Regions from separate parts of the Homo sapiens genome. Here region 1 is linked to region 2. A link is a loop called in an ENCODE intact Hi-C map of the cell type or tissue named here. Cell type or tissue: CD14-positive monocyte. All regions are shown on one strand.

What was found. Hi-C counts contacts between places; a loop is a spot of excess contacts. Peaks named below come from ENCODE experiments on the same cell type or tissue, not always from the same donor. Only the 100,000 strongest peaks of a DNase experiment are listed, where the experiment ranks them.
Region 1: a loop joins it to region 2, with 3 times the contacts of the local background. A loop is called at or near these places in 49 of 110 quality-filtered maps.

Annotation. Positions count from the first base shown.
Region 1 is chr17:7,818,688-7,826,687 of GRCh38, forward strand. It overlaps DNAH2 (dynein axonemal heavy chain 2), which reads left to right. Exons shown (of 86, transcript NM_020877.5): 70 at 1-89; 71 at 232-376; 72 at 522-721; 73 at 2,556-2,682; 74 at 4,755-4,941; 75 at 5,147-5,295; 76 at 5,434-5,617; 77 at 5,850-6,040. Among named protein-coding and RNA genes, the nearest start is that of KDM6B, 12 kb to the right of the region's middle. RefSeq lists silencers at 4,123-4,172, 4,183-4,232. In CD14-positive monocyte, CTCF peaks have their summits at 4,213 (motif pointing right), 4,413 and 6,760; DNase peaks (open chromatin) are centred at 4,204 and 6,764.
Region 2 is chr17:7,894,925-7,902,924 of GRCh38, forward strand. It overlaps CHD3 (chromodomain helicase DNA binding protein 3), which reads left to right. Exons shown (of 40, transcript NM_001005273.3): 9 at 1-226; 10 at 415-618; 11 at 2,159-2,370; 12 at 3,047-3,178; 13 at 3,572-3,671; 14 at 4,087-4,278; 15 at 4,419-4,619; 16 at 4,972-5,109; 17 at 5,366-5,487; 18 at 5,634-5,807; 19 at 5,928-6,069; 20 at 6,320-6,451; 21 at 7,686-7,803. Among named protein-coding and RNA genes, the nearest start is that of CHD3, 10 kb to the left of the region's middle. RefSeq lists enhancers at 1-23, 7,767-8,000. In CD14-positive monocyte, a CTCF peak has its summit at 3,040; a DNase peak (open chromatin) is centred at 3,067; H3K27ac peaks cover 1,617 bases.

The sequences.
Region 1 (8,000 bases), 76 kb before region 2:
CCTGAGCTGGAGGAGCAGAAGGACTCACTGGTCATCAACATCGCGGCTGGTAAAAGGAAGCTCAAGGAGCTGGAGGATGAGATCCTGCGGTGAGGCCCTGCCTTCCCCTCCCACTGCCCCACGGGTCTACTCCCAGCCAGCCTCCACCCAGTCTACCCCAGGCACAACAGCATCCCAGGGAGCCTGGTCCCGCTAACCCCTTGCTCCATGTGCCTCTGGGCCTCCCCCTAGGCTGCTGAATGAGGCCACCGGCTCCCTGCTGGATGATGTGCAGCTGGTGAACACGCTGCATACCTCCAAGATCACAGCCACAGAGGTGACTGAGCAGCTGGAGACCAGTGAGACCACAGAGATCAACACTGACTTGGCGCGGGAGGTAAGCTCCCGGCCCTCCAGTCCTGCCTCCCACCAGCCATCCAAGATGCAACTCCATCATGACGGCTCGAGACCCCTCCTTCCCTGAGCCCCTGCTCCCTGCCACGTCCCTCAGTGGCCCTGACTCCACCCATCCCCACCGGCAGGCTTACCGCCCATGCGCCCAGCGGGCATCAATCCTGTTCTTCGTGCTCAATGATATGGGCTGCATCGACCCCATGTACCAGTTCTCACTGGATGCCTACATCAGCCTCTTTATTCTCAGCATTGACAAAAGCCACCGCAGCAATAAGCTGGAGGACCGCATTGACTACCTGAATGACTACCACACCTACGCTGTCTACAGGTCTGAGGGTGCCCCCAACATGCCCCAGCCCGGAGGCCGAGTGGCTGTGGTTCTTCTGGCCACTGCACCTTCGTGCTTTCCCGCACCGCGGCTCTCAGCCTGCCGCTGTCCTTGGCATATGTCCTCCTGGTAGCTCCTCACTCTCATGGCTTAACCATCACCTGTGGGCTGATGATTCCCTGTCTTGTGTCTGTAGCCCTCCCTTGAGCACTGGACTTGTCTACACAACTGTTGGAGATACCAGCACTGCCCAGATGTTAACGGGCAGGAAGTGCACTGGCAATCTTGTGAAAGTACCGGTTGGGATTCTGCAGGTCTGGGGTGGGGCCTGGGTTCTGCAACTCCAACAAGCTCCCAGGGGTGCCACTGCTCCTGGTCTGTGGATCACATTTGAGCAGCAAGGAACTGGACTTCTCTACCCTGACATCCCACAGACCCTTCAAGCTCAACTCACTTCAGATCAAACTCATTCTCTTCCCTCTTCCTTCAGGGTCCTCATCCTTGGATGGCACCAACACCCACAACCCAGTCACCCAAGCCAGAAATTGGGAGTTATCCTTTATTTTTTATAATTTTTATTTGTACAGAAAGGGTCTCCCTATGTTGCCCTGGCTCGTCTCAAACTCCTGAGCTCAAGGGATCCTCCTGCCATGGTCTCCCACAGTGTTGGGATTACAGGCATGAGCCACCACGCCTGGCAAAAACTGGGAGTTATCCTTGACTCTTCCCTTTCAAAGCAGTCACCAGGTTTTGTTCATGAATATTTCTGCAACTGTTCCCTCCCCATCTTCCCACTGCTTGGCTGTACTTTAGTTCTGGCCCTGGTGATCCTTTTTTCTGAGTTGCACAATGGTCTCCTAGAGGTCCTTCTGCCTCTACCCACTGTCCCTCTCAACCCACCCTCCTGTATTGCCCACCTGAACAAATCTGCCCATGCCGCTTCCCGGGTCTGACTGCCAGTGGTTGGTTGCTTGGCCCCTGTGGCCCACGAAAGCCCTCAGGACCTGGCCTTCTCCTGCCTCAGCCTCACCTTTCCCACCTTGCACTGGGGGCCTGAGCGTCCCTGACTGCCCTGCATGCTGTGCCCTTCTCATGCTTTTGCTCATGCTGTGATCTCTCTGCCTCTCCCATGTCACCTGAAAACTCTACTGCAGCTTGGGGCAGCTCCTCGGAAACTTTCCAAGTCCAGCAGGCAGGGACATCATAACTGATGGCCTCTCTGTCCTCTCCGAGACTGTGGCTTATTCATCTTTGTGTCTTCAGGACCTAGCAGAGTGCCTGGCAAGACAGTAGGGGAATAATGAATGTTTTGTTTTTTAATGGAACTGAATGACTAATTATGAGTGAATGGCTGGGCACGTTGGCTCACACCTGTAATCCCAGCACTTTGGAAAGCTGAGACGGGTGGATCACCTGAAGTCAGGAGTTCAAGACCAGACTGCCAACATGGTGAAACCCCATCTCTACTAAAAATACAAAAATTAGCCAGGCGTGGTGATGGGCTCCTGTAATCCCAGCTGCTTGGGAGCCTGACGCAGGAGAATCGCTTGAACCTGGGAGGTGGAGGTTGCAGTGTGTCGAGATCGTACCATGGTACTCCAGCCTAGGTGACAAGAGCGAAACTCTGTCTCAAAAAGTAATAATAATAATAAGTGGACTCTGGGAAATTCTTGTGTCTAGGCCCCTGAGTCCTCAGCTGTTTCCAGGAGGTTAGGATTAGAGGCTGGTGAGGTCCTCTGTGTGAAGCTGTGTGATAGTAGCATCATAGCATTCGCATGGAGCATCAGCCCCCATTCCATGCTGCCCCTCCCTCTTCCCTGTCCCTTTCTCCCAGGTACACCTGCCGTACCCTTTTCGAACGCCACAAACTACTATTCAGTTTTCATATGTGTGCCAAAATCTTGGAGACTTCTGGCAAGCTCAACATGGATGAATACAACTTCTTTCTACGTGGGGGTGTGGTGAGTTGGGCAGAGAGCACATCCCAGGATGGGATGGTCAAGGTTGGGGATGAGGGCAAGTGTGACAAGGACTCCAGACCCAGAGGGTCAGGCCCACAGCATCAGTGAGTGAGCTGAGAAAATCCAGGCCAGCATCAGGTGCATGGTGAGCTCCCTGGGGCTGCGGAGGTGACTTGCCATGCACCCCCTTGCACTCAGCGCAGGCTGGGCTTTGTGGCATGTCTCACCTGTGACCCACAAACTGGCCTGATCTTGCCGCTTTTTTACTGCCTTTCAAGGCACTCCTTCCCCAGCCTGAGTTCCATGGTCGCCCTCACAATCTCTCCCTCACAGGCTCCTCAACCCCAGCTTTTCTCCTCTCTCTGTCGCATCTACCGCTCTGGCTAGATCCAGCTCCTCTTCCCCTCTGTCCCTGCGCGGCCAGTGCACTGAGCATGGCCGGAGAAGAACACATCCACACCGACTGGACGCGCTTTAAGTCCATGATCGTGAACCTCAAGGAGGCCCCTAAGGCTTCCAGACAACCATGCTGCACTCTCCCGCCCTCCTAGACATTTTCTTGACTTTTCCCACCTTCACTTCCTGCCTCCCACCCCAAACTCTCAACACAGCAACCAGAGAGGTCCCACTCTGTCACTCACTGTGGCTGGACCGCAGTGGCAGTGATCTTGGCTTACTGCAGCCTCGACCTCCCAGGCTCAAGCCATCCTCGCATCTTAGCCTCTGGAGTAGCTGGGACTACAGGCCTGCGCCACCACGCCCGGCTAATTTTTGTATTTTTTGTAGAGGCGGGGTCCCACCATGTTGCCCAGGCTGGTCTCGAACTCCTGGGCTCAAGTGATCCTCCCACCTCAGCCTCCCAAAGTGCTGGGATTATAGGTGTGAGCCACTGTGCCCGGCCTGAGAGGTCCTTTTAAAGTGGATGCCATTGTGACGGGCTCCCCATGGCTGGCGCCACCTCCCACCACACAGCCCCCACTCCACTCCAGCCACGCAGGCCTCATTGCCCTCCCCAAACCCCCTGGCACGTCTCGCCTCAGGGCCTTTGCGTGGCCATGCCTTCTGCTGGAAGCCTACTCCCCGGCGTGTGCACCTGGCCATCTCTCACCTCCTTCAGACCTCACCTCAATGCGACCTTGATCTTCTTATTTAATACTTCAAACTACCCCTCAACACTCTCAGTCTCCCTTACCCTCCTCAGAGTATCCTATTTTTCCTTGGCACTGCCGTCTTTGCTATACTAGATAATTTACTTATTTGTTATGTTTTTGGTTCATAATCTGCCCATGAATTCACAATCCCATGTTAGAAAATAAAATCCCCAAGGGCAGATATATTTGTCCATTTTGCTCAGTAATGCATCCCAATGATTAAAATGCATAGTTGGCGAACAATAAATATTTGTTAAGAAGAATGAATAAGCAAGTGAGTGAATGAATGAGTAAATAGTTTGTGCTTCTGTGAAGGTGAGGCTACCAACCAGTCATTAGGTTGGAGACATTATTACCAGGCAACCAGCAGAGGGCGCCAGCTTCCTAAATTTGAACTGTGAGGGCTAAGGGCAGGGTCTGAGTCCTAGCCCCCACGTTTATTCCCCAGGATCCCTGTATTCATCTCTTCACTCTCATACAAAAGCCATTTTGGGCTGGGCGCGGTGGCTGACACCTGTAATCCCAGTACTTTGGGAGGCCGAGGAGGATGATCACCTGAGATCAGGAGTTCGAGACCAGCCTGGCCAACATGGTGAAACCCCGTGTCTACTAAAAATACAATAATTAGCCAGGTGTGGTGGCGAGCACCTGTAATCTCAGCTACTCAGGAGGCTGAGGCAGGAGAATCGCTTGAACCTGGGGGTCAGAGGTTGCAGTGAGCCGAGATTGTGCCATTGCACTCTGGCCTAGGTGACAAGAATAAGACTCCATCTCAAAAAAAAAAAAAAAATTCCATTTGGTTTTCCCACCGAGAGAGAGAAAAATACAGAGAGAGAGAGAGAGAGAGAGAGGAGAAAAAGATCACTCTTCTTTTGAAGTATTCCCAAGTCAATCCCTTTCTTCCTCCCCTTCTCCCACCAGGTCTTGGATCGGGAGGGCCAAATGGACAATCCATGTAGTAGCTGGCTTGCAGATGCCTACTGGGATAACATCACAGAGCTAGACAAACTGACCAACTTCCACGGACTCATGAACTCCTTTGAGCAGTACCCTCGTGACTGGCACCTGTGGTATACCAATGCTGCCCCGGAGAAGGCGATGCTGCCAGGTACCAGGCGTCTGTGTCCCACTCTCACTTTTCTCCTTCCCTCCATTCAGCCACATGCCGGCCCTTCCCATTGTCCTCCATCCCCTCTCCCAGCTGGTGCCTGCCTCCTGGCCCGGAGCACATTCCCGGCAGGTGCCCCTTTGTCTGGATTCCCCGCTCTTCCAGACTCACTCCCTCTCCCTGCAATGACTCACCTCATCCCCAGGTGAGTGGGAAAATGCCTGCAATGAAATGCAACGGATGCTGATCGTTCGCTCCCTGCGCCAGGACCGCGTGGCCTTCTGCGTGACCTCCTTCATCATCACCAACCTTGGCTCCCGCTTCATCGAGCCGCCTGTGCTGAATATGAAGTCGGTCGGTGGCTCGGCTTCCTTGTCCCCACGGCCCATGGGTCTTTCCTGCCTCCCTCGCTCTGTTTCAGTCTCCTTCATCTCTCTCTCCCACTTTGGTCATGTGGCCTTCTGCCTGATGCTATACCTGTGCTTCTGGCAGGTGCTGGAGGATTCAACCCCACGATCCCCACTCGTGTTCATCCTGTCCCCTGGTGTGGACCCCACCAGTGCCCTGCTGCAGCTGGCAGAGCACATGGGCATGGCCCAGCGCTTCCACGCCCTGTCCCTGGGCCAGGGCCAGGCCCCCATCGCTGCTCGGCTCCTCCGAGAGGGTGTGACTCAGGGTTGGTGTCCATCCTTTCTTCCACCCCCATCTTCAGCCCAGTCCTTGTCCCTAGAACCTCCAACCTCAATTACACTACTGTCCCTGTACCTCCCACTTCTACAGAGGGCCCCAGAAGTGGCAGATCTTAGTGTTAGGCCCCCCCAGCACCCCCACCCCAACACCAGGTGGAAAGCATGAGGACAGGCAGGGCTTAGGAAATGATTCCCACTGACCCTGGCATCTCCTTGCAGGACACTGGGTGTTCCTGGCAAACTGCCACCTGTCACTGTCTTGGATGCCTAATCTGGACAAGCTGGTGGAGCAGCTGCAGGTGGAGGATCCTCATCCATCCTTCCGCCTCTGGCTCAGCTCCATCCCCCACCCAGACTTCCCTATCTCAATCTTGCAGGTCAGCATCAAGATGACCACAGAGCCACCAAAGGTATGTGGCCATAGAGAACCAGCATCATCAGGGCCATCTGGTCCACCTTACCTCCTGCTAGCACCAGAGAGAGGGCTTAACCAACAACAACATGATTTGATTGTCCTCAAAAAATTCCACCTCATTCCTCTCCTGTTTGTGCCAAACTCCTAGAACACAATAATAAGAGCTAACATTTCTTGAGTGATTATCATGTGCCACGCACTGTTCTAAGTTCTTTACATTTATTAACTCGTTTAATATGGGTGTGTGCACACACACACCCTATAAGGTGAATACTGTTACCCCCATTTTAAAGATAGGAAATGAGATACAGAAAGAGTAAATAAGTATTCCAGAGCCAGAGTTTGGGTAGTTGGGTCCCCAAATTCATTCTTTTATACCTCAGAACCTTCCTGCCTCCCATCATTTCCTTACATCCTCTTCCGAATGTCACACTTCCTGCCTCTTTGCCTTTCCTTTCCTCCGACTCTACTGAAATTTTTATCTCCAATATCACAAGCTCATCACCAAATGCAATCATCACCACCCTCTAAAATCTGCCGTGTCACTGCGCTTCACCCACTCACCCCTGCTTAAACTATTTTAGTAGCTTTTCATTGCGCTTAGTTGAGATCAAAATCCTTTTTGCTCACCCTGTGAAAAGCACATGGACCAGTATGTATCATCCTCAACAGATAAGAGCTGTTTGAATCACGCATGGGTGCCTTTCATCATTATTAATCCTCCTTGGCCACTTGGGGCAGCTGTCACAGTCGACTGTCCCTTTCCCTGGCTCCCTGACACATCACTCCTGCTTTCCCCGCTGTCTTTTGACATATCATTTATTACTTCGGTGTTTCTTTTTCCTCTGCCTGTGACCAGATTGCAATACTTACTCCTTAACCTAAGGACTAAGAGGGGAGGGCCAAAGAGGGGAGGGACCCTTGGTCCTGGCCCAGCGTTTCTCATTCTACTTTCTCCTTTCACAAGTTGTTGGAGAAATTGTCCTTTTCATGATTTCAACTCTAATCCCATCTCTGGCATCAGCCCCAAAGTCAGTGCCAGCTCTGAATTGCCATCAGATTACAAAGCACTTCTTGGCACACCAGCACCATAATAGCAACTCGTTTCACACTTTTTTGTCCCAACCCCCAAGACTCAGAATGTGATTACGTTTAGAGGCAGGATATTTTTTTAGAAAGCGTCTTGGCCAGGCATGGTGGCTCAGGCCGGGTGTGATGGCTCACACCTGTAATCCTAGCATTTGGGGAGGCTGAAGCAGGTGGATCACCTGAGCTCAGGAAGGTTAGATATGGAGTTCAGGTATGATAACCCTGGCTAGAGGTGGAGGTTGCAGGGAGCTGAGATTGCGCTGTTACACTGCAGCCTGGGCTCCGCCTCCCAGGTTCAAGCAGTTCTCCTACCTCAGCCACCTGAGTAGCTGGGACTACAGGTGTGCGCCACTACGCCCTACTAATTTTTGCATTTTTAGTAGAGACAGGGTTTCACCATGGTGGCCAGGCTGGTCTCGAACTCCTGACCTCAGGTGATCCACCCACCTTGGCTTCCCAAAGTGCTGGGATTACAGGGATTACAGGTGTGAGCCACCGTGCCCAGCCTGAGTTTTACTTCAAATAAGAAAGTCCCTGTATTCACAGCCCCCAGTTGCCAGTTTGGGATATAGTCCTGGAGTATATTCCTGGGTCACTTCCTGCTATCCAGTCTTTTAAAAAAGCTAGATATTAAGTAGGTACAAAAGAAGATTTATAAAATATATGCAAGTTATAAAGGATCATGATTCCTTGAATATCTGTGTGCCCATCATCTTTTTTTTTTTTTTTTTTTTTTGAGATGGAGCCTCACTCTGTCGCCCAGGCTGGAGCGCAGTGGCGCCATCTCGGCTCACTGAAACATCCGCCTCCCAGATTCAAGCGATTCTCCTGCCTCAGCCTCCGAGTAGCTGGGATTACAGGTGCCC
Region 2 (8,000 bases):
GGGGGTCCAGTGGGAGGCCAAGGAGGAAGAAGAAGAATACGAAGAGGAGGGAGAGGAAGAAGGGGAGAAGGAGGAGGAGGATGATCACATGGAGTACTGCCGCGTATGCAAGGACGGCGGGGAGCTCCTGTGCTGTGACGCGTGCATCTCCTCCTACCACATTCATTGTCTAAACCCTCCCCTGCCTGACATTCCCAATGGTGAATGGCTGTGTCCCCGATGCACAGTGAGTGGAAACATCTCCCCTCTGTATTTACTGTCAGGCCTGATCCCTTCCCCCATCCCTGGGGCCCACATGTCCAGCTTTTCATTTCTCTGCACTCCCCCACCCTTGTGGGACCCCTATCTTCTCATCTAACAATGGGTTCTTTCTGCCTCTTTCTTTCCTCCTCCTTGTACGTGTCCATCCCAAAGTGCCCCGTGCTGAAGGGTCGAGTGCAGAAGATCCTACATTGGCGGTGGGGGGAGCCACCTGTAGCAGTGCCAGCCCCTCAACAGGCAGATGGAAATCCAGATGTCCCACCCCCCCGTCCTCTTCAAGGCAGATCAGAGCGAGAGTTCTTTGTCAAGTGGGTAGGACTATCCTACTGGCACTGCTCCTGGGCCAAGGAGCTTCAGGTACTAGGACCTTTTCTTTCCCTCTCCCCCATGACCTCATTTCCTGCCATCCTCTCCCTCTCTTACTCCTCTGTTTGTTGGGTTCCCATACTCTTTGTTTTCTCTCATTTCAGGCCTGTGGCCTTCATACCCTACTTGCTTAGTTTCCATATGTGGTTCTTTTGGTCTACAGTCCTCTTTCTCTCAGTCTCCGTTAGCTTCCTTCCCTCAGATATAGCATAGCCTTTCCTAACTTCATGTCCTTCCTTATCTGTCTTTTTCCATGTTTTATAATATTCCTGGCTGGGCATGGTGGCTCACACCTATAATCCTAGCACTTTGGGAGGCCAAGGCAGGAGGATTGCTTGAGACCAGCCTGGGCAACATAGTGAAACCCCATCTCTGTTTAAAAAAAAATTCTCGGCTGGGTGTGGTGGCTCACGCCTGTAATCCCAGTACTTTGGGAGGCCGAGGTGGGCGGATCACCTGAGGTCAGGAGATCGAGACTATCCTGGCTAACATGGTGAAACCCCATCTCTACTAAAAATACAAAAAAATTAGCTGGGCGTGGTGGCAGGCACCTGTAGTCCCAGCTACTCAGGAGGCTGAGACAGGAGAATGGCGTGAACCCGGGAGGCGGAGCTTGCAGTGAGCCAAGATCGTGTCCCTGCACTTCAGCCTGGGCGACAGAGCGACACTCTATCTCAAAAAAAAAAAAAAAAAAAAAAAAATTCTCAATGTTTCTAATCCCATTCCCTATCTCTTGCTTGTAAGAGCCCCACCCAGGCCTTGTCTTCTGAAACTGTTGCATCTGTTTCATTTTATTTATTCTCCGTCTTGGCTTTGACTCATTTATCTCTAATCCATCCTTTTTCTTTTTTTTTCTATTTTTTTTTTTTTTTAGATGGAGTTTCGCTCTTGTTGCCTAGGCTGGAGTGCAGTGGCACGATCTTGGCTTACTGCAACCTCTGCCTCCTGGGTTCAAGCGATTCTCCTGCCTCAGCCACTCAAGTAGCTGGGATTACAGGCATGCGCCACCACGCTTGGCTAATTTTGTATTTTTAGTAGAGACGGGGTTTCTCCATGTTGATCAGGCTGGTCTCGAACTCCCAACCTCAGGTGATCCACCTGCCTCTGCCTCCCAAAGTGCTGGGACGCGCCTGTTATTCTCTTATTGCCCCGGCTGGAGTGCAGTGGTGTGATCTTGGCTCGCTGCAACCTCCGCCTCATGCATTCAAGCGATTCTCCTGCCTCAGCCTCCTGAGTATCTGGGATTACAGGCGTGCGCCACCACACCTGGCTAATTTCTGTATTTTTAGTAGAGACGGGGTTTCGCCATGTTGGCCAGGCTGGTCTTGAACTCCTGACCTCAGGTGATCCACCCGCCTGAGCCTCCTAAAGCACTGGGATTACAGGCATGAGCCACCGTGCCTGGGCCAATCCATCCTTTTTCATAGCTCCCTTTCCCTGTCCCATTCCTCCTGCCGGCCTCTTCCCGGTTCCTTGTTGTCCTCTGTGAGTGTCAGGACTATCTCTTTCCCTTTTTTCTGTGCCCTGCTAGCTGGAAATCTTCCATTTGGTTATGTATCGAAACTACCAGCGGAAGAATGACATGGATGAGCCCCCACCCCTGGACTATGGCTCCGGCGAGGATGATGGGAAGAGCGACAAGCGTAAAGTGAAAGACCCGCACTATGCTGAGATGGAGGAGAAGTACTATCGTTTTGGCATCAAGCCAGAGTGGATGACCGTCCACCGCATCATCAACCACAGGTGAATCCTCGGTCCCTGGGAAGTCAGACCTGGTATATGACATTATTCTTACCATGGTGATGGCCCCATGTTAGTATTTGCTGATTAACCAGGTAATTGATCTAACCTTGATAACCTCTGCTGTAGCTCCAGCCTTTCTGGCCTTGTTTCCTCCAGGGGAACGGGAGAAAACAGGAGGAAAATCCGGCCAGGCAGTGCCTCTTTTGTCCTTTGCCTCCTGTCATCTCCAGTGGCATAAGACATAGCACATGAGTCTGGGGATGAGGGCATGAAAGCAAAACATGAGAGACATAATTCATCCAGACCAGTGTTTTGAATGTTTCTTCTTCATAGTACTTATTACTGCCTAAACTTAATGGTATGTATTTAGTTATTTCAATGCTGCCTTCCCCACGAGACTCTGAGTTCCATGAGGAAAATACTTAGTGATTAGGTGAACAAATGATAAGGAGGGATCTCCAGGAATGTTTTGTGATAGCTGATTTTTAGGATACCATCCTGAGAAGGTTAGGCTGCTAGGTCAACTATTCCAATCTCCCTTCCAGCAGCTCACTGTTGACGGTTGGGTGACAAATTTTGTGTGTTTGCTGATAATTGCGTTTCTCAGGCCTTCTTTCTGTTTGTGATCTGTGCAATATTTTCCTCCTGCTCCTCCCCATGGCCTCCTGCCCCACAGTGTGGATAAAAAGGGGAATTACCACTATCTAGTAAAATGGAGGGACTTACCATATGACCAGTCCACGTGGGAGGAAGATGAAATGAATATCCCTGAATACGAAGAACATAAGCAAAGCTACTGGAGACACCGGTGAGGGAATGAGCTTGTGGATTCAAGGGATTCTGACGATGAGGGCATGAAAGCCAAAACTCCAGCATAAAATGAGGGTACAGTAGGGCCTGATTCAACCTGGAGTTCAGGGCAATGGCCACCTGAGCTGGGTTGTTTGAGATAGGCTTGCTAAAGAGGTAGTGTAAGGAACAGAAACAAGATCTGGCTGAGTAGTGGAGAAGAGGATGTTCAAGAGTGGGGAGGGCTGGCTCTTGAGGTGAAATCCAAAGGGCAAGGGTAAAGAGCCTGGGAAAAAGGAAATATGGGAAAATCTAGGTCATGGACAGTGGGAAGTAGGTCTGGAATGGGTTCAGAAAAGAAAGCGTAGGACTCCCAAGGATGAGGCCTCATTCAGACCCACTCTTTTTCCAGAGAACTAATTATGGGGGAAGACCCTGCCCAGCCCCGCAAGTATAAGAAGAAGAAGAAGGAGCTACAGGGTGATGGGCCTCCCAGTTCTCCCACTAATGATGTGAGTCCTCTCAGTTGTCATTTCTTGTTTCTGGAGTGATGGTGATCGAAGATTTTCCAAGGGCTACTGATGGAACTTCCCAGAGATTCAGTAACCTCTGTGAACAGTAGCTCTTCCTTCAGCATCCAGTCTTGCCCCAAGAGTGGCTAAGAATTTTGGCCTGAAAGGGCAGGAGCCACTAGAGATAGCCCACTGGTGGCTCTGTCACCAGCTGGCCCTTCCCCATGGTGCTGCTGGATATTGTCTTAAGGAATGAGGGGGAGGGGCTGAAGACTAGATGTGAGAACTTTTGTAAACTCAGGCCATAGTAGAGGGAATTGTAATCCAACTTGGTATCCATGCCAGGGAGGAAGAGACTAAGACTGGAGGAGCCGCCGACTATTTCCTTGAGCTTTCTGACTTCTTGTCTCTATAGCCTACCGTGAAATATGAGACTCAGCCACGGTTTATCACAGCCACTGGAGGCACCCTGCACATGTATCAGTTGGAAGGGCTGAACTGGCTACGCTTCTCCTGGGCCCAGGGCACTGACACCATTCTAGCTGATGAGATGGGGCTAGGCAAGACCATACAAACCATCGTCTTCCTCTACTCACTCTACAAGGAGGTGCTGGATTCTAGGACCTTGAAGGGGACCGCCTGGACTGGGGAAGTGGGGAGGGGGAAGATAAAGGGGTGTAGCTGGCAGAGGACTAGGGTATACGGCCTCTAGCCTAGACTTATGCTGCCCCCATTCTTGACTCCCAGGGCCACACAAAAGGTCCCTTCCTGGTGAGTGCCCCACTCTCTACCATCATTAACTGGGAGCGGGAGTTCCAGATGTGGGCACCCAAATTCTATGTGGTGACATACACGGGTGACAAGGACAGCCGGGCCATCATTCGTGAGAATGAATTCTCCTTTGAGGACAATGCCATCAAAGGGGGCAAGAAAGCTTTTAAGATGAAGGTAAGACCCTCTACCTCATATCCTCTGAGACCCTCAAAGCTGTCACTTCTTTTTCTCAGCCAGGAATTCAGTTTCTCTATTCCCCTCCTCACCTTTCTCCTCTTCCTCCACCTGTCCTCCTGTCTCTGCACTACCATCCTAGAGATATGGCAGGTACTCCCAGGGGCATACATGGATCTGTCGGTACTGGAAATGTGGGCAGAGGTTTAGGAGCCATGGTCTGTAATCCCTGCTTGGAGAACAGAGTAATGGCTCCTGTTGGGAGCCACAGTCAGGACAAGGTGTCTGGTTCTGGAGGTGTAGGTGCATGGTTGTCAGGTGGCAGCTGAATGGGCAATAATTATGTTGGCAGAGGGAGGCACAGGTGAAGTTCCATGTTCTCCTGACATCGTATGAGCTGATCACCATTGATCAGGCAGCACTTGGTTCCATCCGCTGGGCCTGTCTTGTGGTAGATGAGGCCCATCGACTCAAGAACAACCAGTCCAAGGTGAGTGAGGTTTCCAGACCTAAAAAACTTGAAGTTGTGGACTTCCCACTTGCCTTGGTCCTAAAAAACAACAAAAATTCTGGGGATTTTCTGTAGTCTGGGAGGACGTCCAGGTTGGAAGAGGGAGAGGGCCAGAGATTTGGGGCCTCTGATCCTGAGTGAAATGGGAGCTGGGGCAGGGAAAGGCTGATGCTGTGGGTCGGTCACTTGTCACTAATAAGCCCATTTTCCTGCCTTGCCTTGCCCCATCTTTTAGTTTTTCAGGGTTCTCAATGGTTACAAGATAGATCATAAGTTGCTGCTGACAGGAACCCCATTGCAGAATAATCTGGAGGAGCTCTTCCATCTCCTGAACTTCCTCACCCCAGAGAGATTTAAGTAAGTGGTTCCCTAAGGGTAGTTGGCAGAGATGAGAGGTGGAGCAGATAAAATGAGCTGGTAGAGGATTAATCTGAGGTGGTAAGTCTGAGATCAGGGGCAAGGAACTTGCCGACCTGTTAATTTTCTTCTCTTCTGGCTCTTAGCAACTTGGAGGGCTTCCTGGAGGAGTTTGCTGACATATCCAAAGAGGACCAGATCAAGAAACTGCATGATTTGCTGGGGCCACACATGCTGCGGAGACTCAAGGCAGATGTCTTTAAGAACATGCCAGCCAAGACAGAGCTCATCGTTCGGGTGGAGCTAAGCCCCATGCAGAAGTAAGATGCAAGACGAGCTGCCTGGAGTAGGGCTTGGGGATTGATGGGAGCGTTCCAAGTGCAATATCATAATTGCTTCCTTTATTTATGTTTCTTTTACACCCCTTTCCTGGCCTTTAGGAAATACTACAAATACATCCTGACTCGAAATTTTGAGGCCTTGAATTCACGAGGTGGTGGGAACCAGGTGTCGCTGCTTAATATCATGATGGATCTTAAGAAGTGCTGCAACCATCCATACCTTTTTCCCGTGGCTGCTATGGTAGATACACAGAGCAGGGAGCTGATCGAACGCCCATTCTCAGAAAACATGGGTGGGGAGTAGTGGGGAGGTGGGTATTGAGCCACAGGGGTGGAGCTGGGCTGGAAGGCCACGGACTGGGTGTCTGAGAACAGGAGGAATTGGGAACATGTGGAAGCTGGATCCGGGCATCTGGCCTTCTAGGTGTGGCAAGAATATGGGGGCATGTTTCCAACTGACCCCCTCCTCCTCCTCTCTCCTCCCTTTTCAGGAGTCCCCCAAACTCCCCAGTGGGGCTTATGAGGGTGGGGCACTTATTAAGTCGTCTGGGAAGCTCATGCTGCTCCAGAAGATGCTGCGAAAGCTGAAGGAGCAAGGACACCGAGTGCTCATCTTCTCGCAGGTGACCTGTGCCCTTAGCTGTCTTTACATCTGCTTCCTCTTCCCTCTCCTCATCCTCCAGACTTTAATTTCTTACGGTCTTCCTGTGGCTGCTCTGGTGTGACAAATGAGGAGATTCCTCCTGTAAGAGTTTTTTTTTTTTTTTTTTTTTTTGAGACAGAGTTTCGCTCTTATTGCCCAGGCTGGAGTGCAGTGGCACGATCTCGGCTCACTGCAACCTCTGCTTCCTGGGTTCAAGTGATTCTCCTGCCTCAGCCTCCCAAGTAGCTGGGATTACAGGCGTGCACCACCATGCCTAGCTAATTTTTGTATTTTTAGTAGAGACGGGATTTCACCATGTTGGTCAGGATGGTCTCCATCACCTGACCTCAGGTGATCTGCCCGCCTCGGTCTCCCAAAGTGCTGGGATTACTGTATAGCAAGTTCATTCTTGGCCTCTGATGCCTGTTCTTAAGGTTGCTGGAAGTTGAGGTCCAGCTCTAGTTCCTTTTCAGCTGCATGAGGGAAGGGGGAGGGTGAGCCATCTGCCTCCTTAGGGACTGGTATTATTTCTTCATCTTATTGGCAGGTGAGGGTGAAGGGCACAGACCCTTTGGAAATGTGATGAAAGCTCTGGGTCTACTCACCAGAAAACTGCACATACAATGACACAATTTTGTACGGATTTTCAGGGGGTTCCTGGATTTCCCTGAAACCTTTTCATGGGTCTCAGAGAACCTCTGCCTTAGGAGAAACAATCTTAAATCAAGAGAGTGTGACAAGAGGGCCAGACGTGGTGGCTCACACCTGTAATCCCAGCACTTTGGGAGGCCGAGGCAGGAAGATCACTTGAGGTCAGGAGTTTCAAGACCAGCCTGGCCAACATGGTGAAACCCTGTCTCTACTTAAAATACAAAAATTAGCTGGGCGTGGTGGCGCACACCTGTAGTCCCAGCTACTAGGGAGGCTGAGGCGGTAGGATCACTTGAACCCAGGAGTGGAGGTTGCAGTGAGCAGAGATGGCACCACTGCACTCCAGCTAGGGCAACAGAATGAGACTCCATCTCAAAAAAAAATAAAAATAAATAAAAATAAGAAAAGAGAGTGTGACAAGAAGGTGGAATAATGAGGAGCTTAAGACAGGGCAGGGGTTCAGGTGTAAAGATTAGGGTTGAGTTTGTGTAAAGGAGTAGTTAGAATAAGCAAGCATCCCACCACCTCATTATTGCAGACTCCATCCTTTTCTCTTGCTCTAGATGACCAAAATGTTAGACTTGCTTGAGGACTTCTTAGACTATGAAGGCTACAAGTATGAGCGCATCGATGGTGGTATCACGGGTGCCCTGAGGCAGGAGGCCATCGATCGGTTTAATGGTGAGGGAGATACACTGGTCCCTGGTGGGTGTGGGAGGCCTGAGAAACCTGTGATAGGTCCCTGGGATGGGAGGGGGACTGGCTTGGGGGACATTGGAAACTTAGGCTTTGAGTTGGGGGCATGGTTGTTTGTCATCAGAGAACATCTAGGAGCAGGTGGACAGAACTACCGGGTACAAGAAAAACCTGATCCAACT